Linked DNA regions of Homo sapiens: region 1 is linked to region 2. Evidence: chromatin contacts called from ENCODE Hi-C or POLR2A ChIA-PET data. All regions are on one chromosome and are shown on one strand. Each heading gives the region's core, a stretch centred on a gene start or an enhancer-like site at or near the end of the contact. The rest is flanking DNA. Distances are from core to core; before and after follow the strand shown.

Region 1 (6,004 bases), core at 1,255-3,754, 1.2 Mb before region 2:
CTGGCTTACACACAAATAGAAAATCCTTACTTGTTCATTAGAACAGGTTTCTTAGAGGGTGCACATGACCAGATTTTGAGAAGCTGGTTGAACTAACTGTATTTGCTTAAAGGTAATAAAAGCTAAATTCTATTTCAATTCTCCACATTTCTAACACTCCATAAATGCACTGCATTTTTCAGTGCTTCTAACCAAAGTTCTAGGGGTTTCCCAGATAATCTTAAATAAGACCTTTCATTATGATCAAGATGCCACCTCTTTTCAAAAGATAAACCAACTTTACTTTCTTTAGATGTTTTGTTTAAAATTTTCCAAGTTTAAGATATTTTAAAATCAGCCAGGCGCAGTGGCTCACGCCTGTAATCCCAGCACTTTGGGAGGCCGAGGCAGGCGGATCACAAGGTCAGGAGCTCAAGACCAGCCTGACCAACATGGTGAAACCCCGTCTCTACCAAAAATACAAAAATCAGCCGGGCATGGTGTGGGGAACCTACATTTCCAGCTACTTGGGAGGCTGAGGCAGGAGAATCGCTTGAACCTGGGAGGCAGAGTTTGCAGTGAGCCGAGATCATGCCATTGCCCTCCAGCTTGGGCAACAAGAGCAAAACTCTGTCTCAAGAAAAAAAAAAGATATTTAAAATCACCAACAAAATTAAGTACTTGTTCCTCATATTACATTGCAAAACGATTAACTTTCCAAGTTGAGCGTAACAATCATAATCACACGACTTGTATGTGAGATATAAAACACAGTAAGTATTGAGGATTTAAGTTTATCATATCGTAAACCGCCTGCGCCAGAAATAAAAGTATCTCAAAATACACACAAATAATCTTAAAATTCTAGGATAATTTAGGGTGACACAAATACTGGAACCTCTAGTTGGAATATGTGCAAAAGCCTATTCCACCTATCAGGAAGTAAATACGGAGTTGAAATTAAGTTAGAACCCTTCCACTTTTATTATTGTCTTTGGTCATTAAAGTGACAGTCAAACACAAATACCATGGTACATTTTATAAATCAACTGTTTTAGCGAATTGTATTACAAAATTAGATAGTCTGAAAGTCTGTGGAAATATCACAAACAGAATACAAATCCAAAACCCACATAAACTGTTCATAAGTGAGCATTTTTTCAACAATCAACTTTTTGTAAATTGATCCCTTCATCTAATTCACCTCTGCCAACTAGGCCTTTACGCCCAGAAGTAGTTGATTTGCAATATATCTTCTATAAGCTGAAATACCATCTTGCAAGGGTCGAGAATAAAATAAAAAGGCCAGAAAAGATCAACGTACCCTTTTTAATAATAAAAAGTAAAGTACCAGGTAAAAGGCCTTTCCTTCCAAGAGAGATAGGCCATAACTATCCCGGGATGGTATGTGTAGTACAGTGCTCTGCTTAACAGAATGTACCATTAAAGCGGTGAATGCTACACTAAGAAACATCATTAACAAATTTATTTTAAAAATAGGTATGAAGGTTCCAATCATCACTATCACAGTTCGTTTTCAGCTATTTAAGGTCTGGCTGAAGTGTTTAAGACACCCACAAACCCGCAAGGGAGGGAAAAACCACCACCCTGCTCCCGGGAGTTTAATGAAAATTAGCAGGTAAGAGAGGCCTCGGCAGCACGCTGGAAATCAAAGAGGGCGGCCGGAGGATTTGGACTGCGGAGGAAAGCCTCGTCCTCCGACCCCACCTCCCCGCACCTTCCCGGCAGGGCGAAGGAGGCGAAGGCGGCGAGGGGTTCATTACTGCCTTCATTAATTGACACCTGTAATGAGGAAACTTTCCGAGAGCCCAGAGCGCCCGGGCCAGGCCGAGCCGGAGCTCCGCGGCGGCCGCCTCTCGGGCGCCCAGGTAACCCGGCCGGGCTGGGCCCGAGGCGCCGCGGCGGCCGCGCCACCGCGCACCTTCCCGGGGCGCTAGGCCCGCACGCCGCCCGGCCCGGCCGTCGCCTCCCGCAGGCCGCGGCAGCCCGGGGAGGCCAGAGAGCTGCGCGAGGACCCCAAACCGTGCACCCCGACAGGCCGCTACCGCGGCTACTTACTTTCATTTAACACCTCCACCAGGTCTGCGCAGTTCTCGCACATCGTTCGGCCGCCGCCCCCCCCCTCCCCCGCTTCGGATCACACTGACTGATCCCGACCGGCGGGGGGGAGGGGAGAGAGGCGGAGGAGGGGGCCGGCCGGCCGGCGGGGCGGGGAGGCGACTAGGGCGGGCGGCGGCGGGGACGGGGCGGGGAGCAAGAGAATGGGGGAGGGGGCCGGCGGTCCCCGCAGCGGGAGGGGGAGAGGAGGGGAGCGAGGGGAGGTGCGCAGGCCGGAGGGGCGCCGAGGCGCCGGCGGCGGGGAAGGGGGGGAAGGACGGGGGGAGGGGAGAGGGGGGGAGGGGGCGGGTGGGGAGAGAAGCAGCAGAGTCACTTCACCGACCAGACGCCGCGGCCACCGCCGACGCCGCCGCCATTTTAACAGAGCGCTCGGGCTGCGCTCGGCTCTTTCCGCCCGGGCTTAGGAGCGGACGAGAGGCGCCTCGCGCTCTCATTCCTCCGCCTCCCTCCCTTTCTCGCCTCTCCTCCGCCCCCCACCTCTCCCTCCGCACACACGCCGCACGCTCCACACCCCGCCGTGGCCGGCTCGCCGCCCTCCCTTTCCTCTTCCGTCCGGCCTCCCCGCCCTCGGTCCACCCCCTCCGCGCGCTCGCCCACCCCGCCCAGCCCGGATCTCTGTCAGCGGCCGGAAGGGAAACGCGAAGCCAGCGCGGCCGCGGGGGGAGTCCGGGTGAGTAGGAGAAGATGGCGGAGGCAACGGACGGGTCGCGGTTGCGTGGCGTCGCCCACCACGACCCACTCCACGGGCTCTGAGGCCCGGGGAGCGCCAGGTCACTCGCTCCGTCCTGTCCCCCGCCCCTGGGCTTCGCCATTTTTCCCCAGGGCCTGGGTCGGGGAGTTGGTGCGGGTTTCTTTGGTGTCCCCGGCCTCTTCCGCGCTTAGGCTTTTGGGGTACGGGAAGCAAGGAGTCAACTTGGGTGCCGGGCCGGGTCTACGCCGTAGCCCTCTTTCGGGCGCAAGGGCCACTCCCCCCGGGGTCTGAGAGTGAATCAGCCCAGGGCCCGGCTTAACTGCATCGGTGATTATCGCTACCCTGCAGTTCCTTGAAGGTCCTCCGTCCTGGAGCAGTAAGATCCTTGACGTAACTAGAAATGGCAGGGTAAGGAGTGTTTGCCTGACATCGTCTCGTTTTTACGGAAGAGGGCCCCTCACGATGTGCCCATCAGCCCCACCTGAAATAGCAAGAAATCTTCTTCAGCAGAGAGCGAATAACAAGGATATTAAGATAAAGAACAGGTGAAGGGGGCAGTCAGCTGAAGCTTGTAAGGGAATTTTCCTCACGCCGGCACTTACCCCTTGCTTGCTAATTTTTGTGTTCAACGTGTTTACATAGACATGTGACTGCAAAGTCCGAAAGATCGTGTACAGAATCTCTGAACGGTAACCAGAGTGTCTGTCAAGGCTCTGTAGTCATTCTCTCGATAGCTTTTGTGGAGGTTATGGCACGCCCATCTCTCCATGCCAGAACCACCTGGTTCCAAATGCTTTGCCTTTCTGCTGCTTGAAGTTGATACTATAAACAGTCTGCCCAACCCGTTTTGTTTCCCACTAGCAGGTGATCCTTAGGATTGTAGTTCTATTCTACCATCATCTTCCCTTCTTCCTTGTCTTTCTCACAGAATTGGGTTTTTGCAGACTTACTTTGGATCCTGAGGCAGACATTCGTTGTCCACTCAACATACATTCCCACGTATCCCTTTTTTCCCTGCCAACACAACCCCAATTATTTTTATTTGAATTTTTTTTTTTTGAGACAAAGTCTCACTCTGTCGCCAAGGTTAGAGTGCAGTGGTGCGATCACAGTTCACTACAGCCTCCACTTTATGGGCTCAAGGGATCCTCCCACTTCCCTAGTAGCTGGGGCTACAGGCGCTCTCCACCACACGTAACTAATTGTTTTTTATTTTTAGTAGGGACAGGGTCTTGCTATGTTACCCAGGCTGGTCTCAAACTCCTGGCCTCAACTGATCCTCCGGCCCAAAATGTTAGGATTACAGGTATGAGCCAACGTGCTGGTCTCACGTTTTTTCAGGTAGCAGTTGAAACCAACCATCATGGTGATCTGGCTTTTCTAGGGCTGGCCATACATAATTGAGTTCCTCCTGATAAAAGGTAAGCAACAATCCTGAGAAACATAGTGGGAGCCCTGTGTCTACAAAAATTTAAAAGGTGGCTGGGCGCGTTGGCTCACTCCTGAAATCCCGCACTTAGGGAGGCTGAGGTGAGCAAATCACCTGAGGTCGGGAGCTCTAGACCGGCCTGACCAACATGGACAAAGCTCATCTCTGCTAAAAATACAAAATTAGGCATGGTGGTGCATGCCTGTAATCCCAGCTACTCAGGAGGCTGAGGCAGGAGAATCGCTTGAACCCGGGAGGCAGGGGTTGCGGTGAGCCGAGATCGCGCCATTGCACTCCAGCCTGGGATAAGAGTGAAACTCCGTCTCATAAAAAAAAAAAAAAAAAAAGGCCAGGCATGGTGGTTCATGCCTGTAATCCCAGCGCTTTGGGAGGCCGAGGCGAGAAGATCACTAAATCAGGAGATTGAGACCATCCTGGCTAACACGGTGAAACCCCGTCTCTACTAAAAATACAAAAAATTAGCCAGGCATGGTGGTGGGCGCCTGTAGTCCCAGCTACTTGGGAGGCTGAGGCAGGAGAATGGCATGAACCCAGGGAGCAAAGCTTGCAGTGAGCTGAGATCGCGCCACTGCACTCCAGCCTGGGCGACACAGCAAGACTCCGTCTCAAAAAAAAAAAAAAAAAATTACCTGGTCGTGGTGGCTCACGACTATAATCATAGTACTTTGAGAGTCCAAGGCAGATGGATTGCTTGAGCCTGGGAGTTCTACATCAACCTGGGCAACATGGCAAAAGTCCATCTCCAGTACATAAGAAAATTAGTGGAATGTGGTGGTGCACACCTGTAATCCCAGCTACTGGGGAGGCTGAGGTGGGAGGATCACTAGAGCCCAGGAGATTGAGACTGCAGTGAGCTGTGGTCATACCACTGCAGTCTAGCCTGGGTGACAGAGTGAGACCCTCTCTGGAAAAAAAAAGAAATGTAAGCAGAAATCTGCAGGATGGGTTCTTTGGGAAGAATTCCCAAAAGAATTCCTAATACGATGAGGGACAAATTCAGCTAACATACCATTTAACCCTTTCTGCCTGAAACATGGTCTTGATGCACAAAGTAATACCCATCTTGTAATTTTTTTAACAATGAAAACTTTTACCCCATTTGCGATTTCATTGTTTAAAAAATTTGATTAAACAGGCCGGGCACAGTGGCTCACGCCTGTAATCCCAACACTTTGGGAGGCTGAGGCAGGTGGATCACCTGAGGTCAGAGTTCAAGACCAGCCTTACCTACATGCTGAAACCCCATCTCTTCTAAAAATATAAAAAATGAGCCGGGTGTGGTGGCGGGCACTTTGTAATCCCAGCTACTCGGGAGGCTGAGGCTGGAGAATTGCTTGAACCCGGGGGTGGAGGTTGCAGTGAGCCGAGATTCTGCCATTGCACTCCAGCCTGGGCAACAAGAGCAAAAAAAATTCCATCTCGAAAAAAAATGATAAAACAGAATCATAAAGTGTGGATCCCTGATGCATCTTTGAACAACAGTCTATGCTCAGACTGCTTATGTGAGAAAAATAAAATGTATTTTTCTTGGCTGGGCATGGTGGCCTACACCTGTATTCCCAGAACTTTGAGAGGCTAAGGAGGGCAGATCACTTGAGGACAGGAGTTAGAGACCGGCCTGGCCAACGTAATGAAACCCATCTCTACTAAAAATACAAAAATTAGGCTGGGCGCAATGGCTCACGCCTGTACTCCCAGCACTTTGGGAGGGGGAGGTGGGCAGAACACAAGGTCAGGAGTTCAAG
Region 2 (6,689 bases), core at 2,629-5,128:
ATATTGTTGTGTATAGTATAACCACTATGGTAACTGGAAAAAAAAAATACAAAAACCTACAGTGTTATTATTGGGAGCAAATCTTATTACTAGGAATACGGCACAGATAAATTCCATTAGTGGATAAATCCTGCAATAATACCTCTGACAATTTTTACTGCAATAACTGTAAAACCCAAAGATAAGAATTTTATCACCAGGAAAGATAATAGTAATTCAAGCCTATGGTTGCATTTCATAGTCTTGAATCTCCATTTGGGGAGTTTCTGAGGCAGTGACTAAAAAAGCTGTTTCACTGAAAATAATTTCTGTCATTTTCAAAATTGTCATGGCAGAGAAGATTTAAAGTTTTTGGATGCCATTTTCCACTTATTTCTTTGTATTCTATCTTCATTTTAAGCTTGATGATATTTAAAGGCAAATTTTAAATTATTTTAAATGTTGCATCTTCTGTTAAGTAAAACATTTTGCAGTCAACAACCTGGGTCAAATGGACAGGATAATTAATGTAACTTGCATTAAACCTGGGACAGAGGGAGACGATAAATCAAGATCCGAGTAAATAGGGAATTAGAAGGGGGCAGACACAGTGGGCAATCCTGGAAGTGGGAGGGTGAGTAGGAGGTACCTGTTGGTTGGTAGGGGAAATGGGACCTTAAGAAAAGGGTAACTTCTAGCATGCCAAAAGTTCTCAGCTAATATATGACATAAGGAGTTGTCATGAGGATTGAGGATAAGTGCATTCTTAGTAATTATTATAAAATCCTGAGTCCACCTAAATTATTGCTGTTCCAGTCTTGGTACCAATTGAATTAATGGGAGATAAATAATATTGAATGTACTCTTTAAGACTCTTTAGTCCTTGAGGTAGCGATGTTTGGCACTAAGTATTGCCCAAGTATTCTTGAAGGTCTGTTTTGTTCTTTTCTGTCTTGTTTATGTTTGCTACCAAACACAATAGCATATGCTACTAGTTACCATTTGACTGTTTACTATGTGCCAGATACTTTATGTACATATCTTCCATTTTCTCAACATCCCAGAAAGGTAGGCATGATTATGTTTTACAGGATCATGCTTTAAGAAGCTGGGACTCAGAGAGGTTAAGTAACTCGTGTTACTTTCTTGTGTACACACCGAACATGTTCCTGAAAGTCTTTAAGAACAGGGACTGTAACTTTTATGTACTATTGGTAATATTTAATATGATCAGGCTGGAAGCAGTGGCTCATGCCTGCAATCCCAGCACTTTGGAAGGCTGAGGCAGGCAGATCACTTGACCTCAGGAGTTCAGCCTGGGCAACGTGGTGAAACCCTGTCTCTACAAAAAGTATGAAAAATTAGCCTATCAGTTAATAGACTTGCTCCTTAAAAAAAAAAAAATTAGCCAGTCGTGGTAGCATGCGACTGTAGTCCCAGCTACTCGGGAGGTTGAGGTGGGAGGACTGCTTGAGCCTGGGAGGGTGAGGCTGCACTCCAGCCTGAGTGACAGAGAGAAACCCCGTCTCAAGAAAAAAAAAAGATTAATACTCGGTATTCAATAACTATCAGCAAAGCAGGCCAAAAGAGCTGAACATATTCTATATTTAATATTCTTCAATAAATTTAGTTAGTATACAGGTTGTTTTTTAAAATGTTATAGGGGGAAGAAGTAGCTGCTCTGTAGGGCCTCCAGGAGACAGCCTATGAACATGAGGTCAGTGGCAGAACAGGGTCAAGAGCTGTTCTTAATTCCTTCACTCATTTAGTAAACGATTCTAACTTTGATCTCTTCTTAGCTACCTTGGTGTCTAGAAGGAAAAATAAGAGTTTACATCCAAGACAAATATTTCCCCTAAAAAGAAGAGCTGTCATAAGAAACTATCAGTCTCTTGAAATTTTCCACAACTTGAGGAAGATTCCCTAGGGATCCTACTCCTTTATTTTTTTTTAAGACACCATTTAAAACTTATTACTTTTAAGGGAATTTCTTTACAATAAAGTCAGTCTCTCTATTTTTTCTCTCTTCCCCCTCTCCCTTTGGAGTAAGGGAAGCATGTTAAAAGAAACCAGAATGACCACATAAGAAAGTTTGAGAACTTCCAGAGAACAGTAATAAATAGGGTGCAAAAACCTTCTGATCATCATGTGGATTGTTTCTGAAGGGTAACTTGGATGAAAATAATTTATGACCATTTCTACAAATAAGCCATTAAAAAACTCCACACACTTAAAGCCTACTAAAGATGCAGAATATATTATTATATGAGATCATAATGGCTGTAGGTTGTAGTGACTTCGTAAACCACTCAGGAAGGACATCAGAGAACTCTTAATAGAAAATAAGAATCAATATGATTATTACGATTATCTTAACATTTTAGAATTGACTAGCAAAATAAGCGATAACTATGCTGTTTTCTGTAAAATGCACACTGTGCTCTTGTATTATTAGATCATTTTCTTTATTGAAAGTGGAAATTGAATTAGATACTGGATTCAAGCCTTATATCTGTCTCCCCATCTCTCTTGATTCTTCAACATGTCTCTCCACTTTGTCTTGGCCCCCAATGTCTACAGATGGACTCAATTCTCACCCATCACTGCTCTCTCTTCCTGTCCCTGAAAGAATCCTCCCTAGACCCTAACACCTTTCAAGCTACTTTGTCCATGCACCCTGCTTTCCAACCTTCGTAAGATTGAATGATCCTTGTTTCCAGAACCCATCCCGCTTGCTTTCTTTTTATGTTAGCTTGCCTCTCTTTTTTTTCCAAACTGTCTGCCCATAGCTTGCTGATGCGCCTACTTCTCTGATTATTCCTTCTCGGTCTCTTTCCCATTTTACTCTGTTTATTCCTTAGATGCTAGGATTCCCCTGAAGTTTCATTCTTTGTCCTCTTTCTCCACACCAGGGGTCTGTGAACCACCTAAAACTGAAAACAATTTTTTGTGTTTTGAGACAGAACACTTTTTCCCCCTTGAGAAAGTATCTGTAGCTTTCATATTCTCAAAAGGGCCCTTGGCTCTTTTAACAAGATTGAGTGTCCCTGCCCTCACTCTGCCTCCTCCTTTTTGCCTTTGACCACCCTTTTTATATGCTAGCTGTTCCCAAATCCATCTACAGTTCTCACTAGGGGCAAAAGAGTCCGACAGCGAAGAGGAAACCAAGATTCAAAGAAATGTTGAAGACTCCGAACAATAAGAAATTGTACTGTACACATTTTGTGTCTAGCTCAGCTGATTCAATCCCACTGAAGACCAGTTGACTCTATGTTGGGCGGGGAGCGGCCGGGGTGTCGGGGGGTGCCTGACAGGGTCATTACTTCAGGTTGTCAGGTAAGATCCCAGGAGGAACTGGTGAAATAAAGGCTATGCGCAAAAACCCTAGTTGCCAGTGGCGGAGGAGAGGGCGCGCCCAGGTCCTGGCGGAGATGAGAACAGGAGAGAAACCCACAGGCAGCTGCACTGCCCACAGCTGCAGCGAAGCCAATCTCTAGGTCTGCAATCACCCTTAGGGGCCAGAAACCCAGCCCCGCACCAGCGGCGCCTTTGACGGACAGCCACCTTCTGCAATCACCTTGCAGTTCACTATAAACACTCCCTATTCCTCCCGCCTATCGCTTCCCTCTCCAAGCCAATCAGAAGAACGGGCGGGATCGTCCTTAGTCGGTTCCTTCTTTTTTTTTTTAAAAAAAAGGTAGCCTGTGCGTCGCATTCCGGCTTCGGGGAAAAACCACCTCCCGAGCAAGGGCAAGGCGGAGCCCCTGTGATGGGCAGGCAGTTCTACCAATGAGGTGCCCCAGCCGCTGTAAGACCCGGCCGCCGAGGTGGGCGGGGCACGCGCGGGGCCTGGCCAATGGCGGCGGGGCGGTGGAGGTTGAGCTGCCGTGGGTAGGGTTAGTGTGAGAGGTGCGGCGGGGGAGGTAATGATGATGGTGGCGGAGGAGAAAGGCGGGGGAGGGGGTGCTGGGCGCTGAGCGGTGGCTCTGGCAGGGCTTGGTAGGGTGGGGGACGGTCGCGGGGCGATCTGTCAGGGAGGGGGTGGGCGTGAGGGGCGCCGTCCGCCTGAGGGGCTGCAGATCCCGGCTACCGCGAGCGCCGTGGCTGGCTTGGCTGTTCCATGTGGCTCCGGCGGGGATGGAGGACTCGGTGGCGGCGGCGGCTGCTGCTGCGGCGGCGACGGAGGAGCGGCTATGAGAAGGGAACGGGGCCAGACTCAGCCCGACAGCGGGATTAGAGGTGTGAGGAGGGGGCGGGAGTGGACGAGCGGCGGGGCCGGGGCTCGGGGTCCGGGCTGGGGTCTTCTGGTATCGCCTGGGTGACAGGGACCGCGGACGAGCCACCGCCTGTCTCCGCTGGGGGGCAGGGGTCTGGGCTCCGTGCGTGAGGAGACTGGGCTCCGGCGGACTGTTTCCCTGAGGATGGGGGAGGGAGGCACCGCACCCTGCACAGTCCACTTGCCCCGCTGGTCATTGCTTCACCCCCAGGCAGGAGTTTCCATTTCCCTCCGGTTGGCAGCGAAGGAGCCCAAGTGGCCTGGAGCCGGGACATTGCCCTCTCTCTGCCTGGAGATTTCCCTCCACTCCTCGTTCCCCATCCATTTCCTCCCTCCGACTGAAAAATAGCATTCCTCCTGGCTCCCTAATTTGTTCCAAGCACATATTGTCGGACTTGAGGCTATTAATTATCGACTGAAAAACAAAGTTTATTAAAAAATACTCCACTTCTCCCTCTTTCTGGCGGTGGACATTAAACAGCATCCCTAGACTTTCCCGCTCTGCTCGCCCTTCAGTGATGCTAACAGGGGGAGGTAGGGCCCCGAGTTACCGTCTCTCTGGATTGTTGTTGGTGCTGACTACCTGATGTGTCGCTCCACGTCTTCGGTGTGAATTGTAATTTCTTCCTTGGTGTCTTGCATCCTTGATGTTACTGGCTTTTGAGGTCAGTGTTTTGTTTCATTGTTTAAAAGACATGCAGAGAACTGGGATGGTCTTTTGCAGCGTTATTTAACATGGGTGGTTAGTCATTTCTCATGATTCTCTCCTCATATTCTTTCTCTTTTTGTCTTTGTTTTGCTTTTCAGCCCTCCAGAATACCCATCATATAGCCCCTGAGGTGGCATGGTGATGTCTCCATGAGGGAACCCCTTCCCACTCATCCTGTCACGTATATCATAGTGTTCTTGACTGGGCCATTCATCTAAGATGGGATTTACCCTGTGAAACAGGGAGAAGACTTATGGACCCCAAGCATCATTTCGAGTTGTAGTTGAGTTTTTAAAAGACATACATGCAAAGTTCCTTTGCTTTGGACCCTCTGCATTATTAAAGCTGCTGTATTGCTAACCCAGAACTGCTCCAGTGTCTTGACTGATCATCATGGCTTCAGTTTGGAAGAGACTGCAGCGTGTGGGAAAACATGCATCCAAGTTCCAGTTTGTGGCCTCCTACCAGGAGCTCATGGTTGAGTGTACGAAGAAATGGTAAGATGTACCTGGAGGTAGATTTTGCTGTGCTGTGGCCTAAGCATACTGTGGCCTAAACTCTGGGTCTTCTGATAGTATATTTACCTTTCTATAGTGCACTAGTGTGTAGAAGCTGGGTGGGGCGCAGATAACTCTAACAAGTACTGTGCTGTGCACTGTTGCTGCTAGTACCATCCCTGTGGATTTTAATTACTGCGCTTCAGTATGGCTCAGAGGACTGTAACTGTGAGAGCACACTAAATACAATAGATTTGGTTTTGAGGTTATTCATCATTAGTGTTAAAATAACTTTGATTTTTGTAATTTTAAGGAGACAAAGAATGGCTACTGAAATATTGTGAGCATTAATCCGTATATTTTAATATAACAGGCATATGATTTAATAGAGTTTTAATATAGAAGTCTATATTCTTGTGGGGTGATGGTAATCTATTTTATTTTTGTTTTTTCATTTTTCCTTGCTTAGGATAAAGAATTTTTCATTATTTGATTAATGGAATGCCATCCACAAAACCTTAGAAATTCTTTTGTTAAATGCTTACTCAGGCAACTGTATTTTATTTTAATTGCCTAATGGGATACATTTCTTGGCCAGATTTAAGGAAGCAATTAGTAGTGCTGGTCTGTGATTGGCTTTTTTCCACTTGAGAAGAGTAAATATAGGGCTTTCTTTCCATTGCCCTGAATGATAAACAACAAAAATTTTTTATTTAGTGAGAGAAAAAAGTTAATTTTAAGCAAATGGTCGTTTGGGTCTTGATTTACTGCAGTGATTAAGCAGTAATGGACTTATTGCAAAATAAGTCCATTTCTTTGTCCAGAAGGACTGTAATTCAGGTCTGTAATAATTTTTCTTTTTAACATCCATTTTATTAGATTAAAAAAATAGCTTGCTTTATTCTAGAACTCTTATATTTGAATATTTATTTGGAACTAGTTTCTGAATGCTTTTCTCTTCAACTTATTAGGAATATTATTTTAAAATCAGTTTGAGAAATGCATGCACTCATTACCTACTTTATACCAGGTACTGTGGATTTAGAGTAGAATACAACATAATCCCTGTCCTCAAGGAGTGTGCAGTCCAGTATAAGGAGAGTCACATGAATAAATTCACCGTGAGAGATGCAATAATATAAATATGTATGACATAAGGATTTTAATCTGTCTCGATACAGTTGAGTATCTTTGAGGACGGGTTATTTAACTTCTCCGTGATTCAAGT

What was found. A loop is a pair of places that touch in the nucleus more often than their neighbours do. ChIA-PET counts read pairs that join two places held with the same protein, here RNA polymerase II (POLR2A). Pooled maps may share reads with other maps.
Region 1: a map of naive thymus-derived CD4-positive, alpha-beta T cell shows a loop between it and region 2 (13-fold over the local background). The contact joins the promoter of USP34-DT here to the promoter of EHBP1 in region 2. A Hi-C loop is called at or near these places in 1 of 168 maps with a recorded cell type or tissue (naive thymus-derived CD4-positive, alpha-beta T cell) and 11 of 50 pooled maps. POLR2A ChIA-PET finds 5 or more read pairs at or near these places in 1 of 52 experiments (AG04450).

The regions. Positions count from the first base shown.
Region 1 is chr2:61,468,592-61,474,595 of GRCh38, forward strand. USP34-DT (USP34 divergent transcript) reads left to right here and starts at 2,505. Exons shown (of 3, transcript NR_185882.1): 1 at 2,505-2,788. USP34 (ubiquitin specific peptidase 34) reads right to left here and starts at 2,496. Exons shown (of 80, transcript NM_014709.4): 1 at 2,059-2,496. The coding sequence starts at 2,101. RefSeq lists silencers at 1,818-2,237, 2,328-2,407, 2,438-2,747.
Region 2 is chr2:62,701,835-62,708,523 of GRCh38, forward strand. EHBP1 (EH domain binding protein 1) reads left to right here and starts at 3,879. Exons shown (of 23, transcript NM_001142616.3): 1 at 3,879-4,218; 2 at 5,063-5,461. The coding sequence starts at 5,358. RefSeq lists an enhancer at 3,586-3,725 and silencers at 3,756-4,015, 4,136-4,215.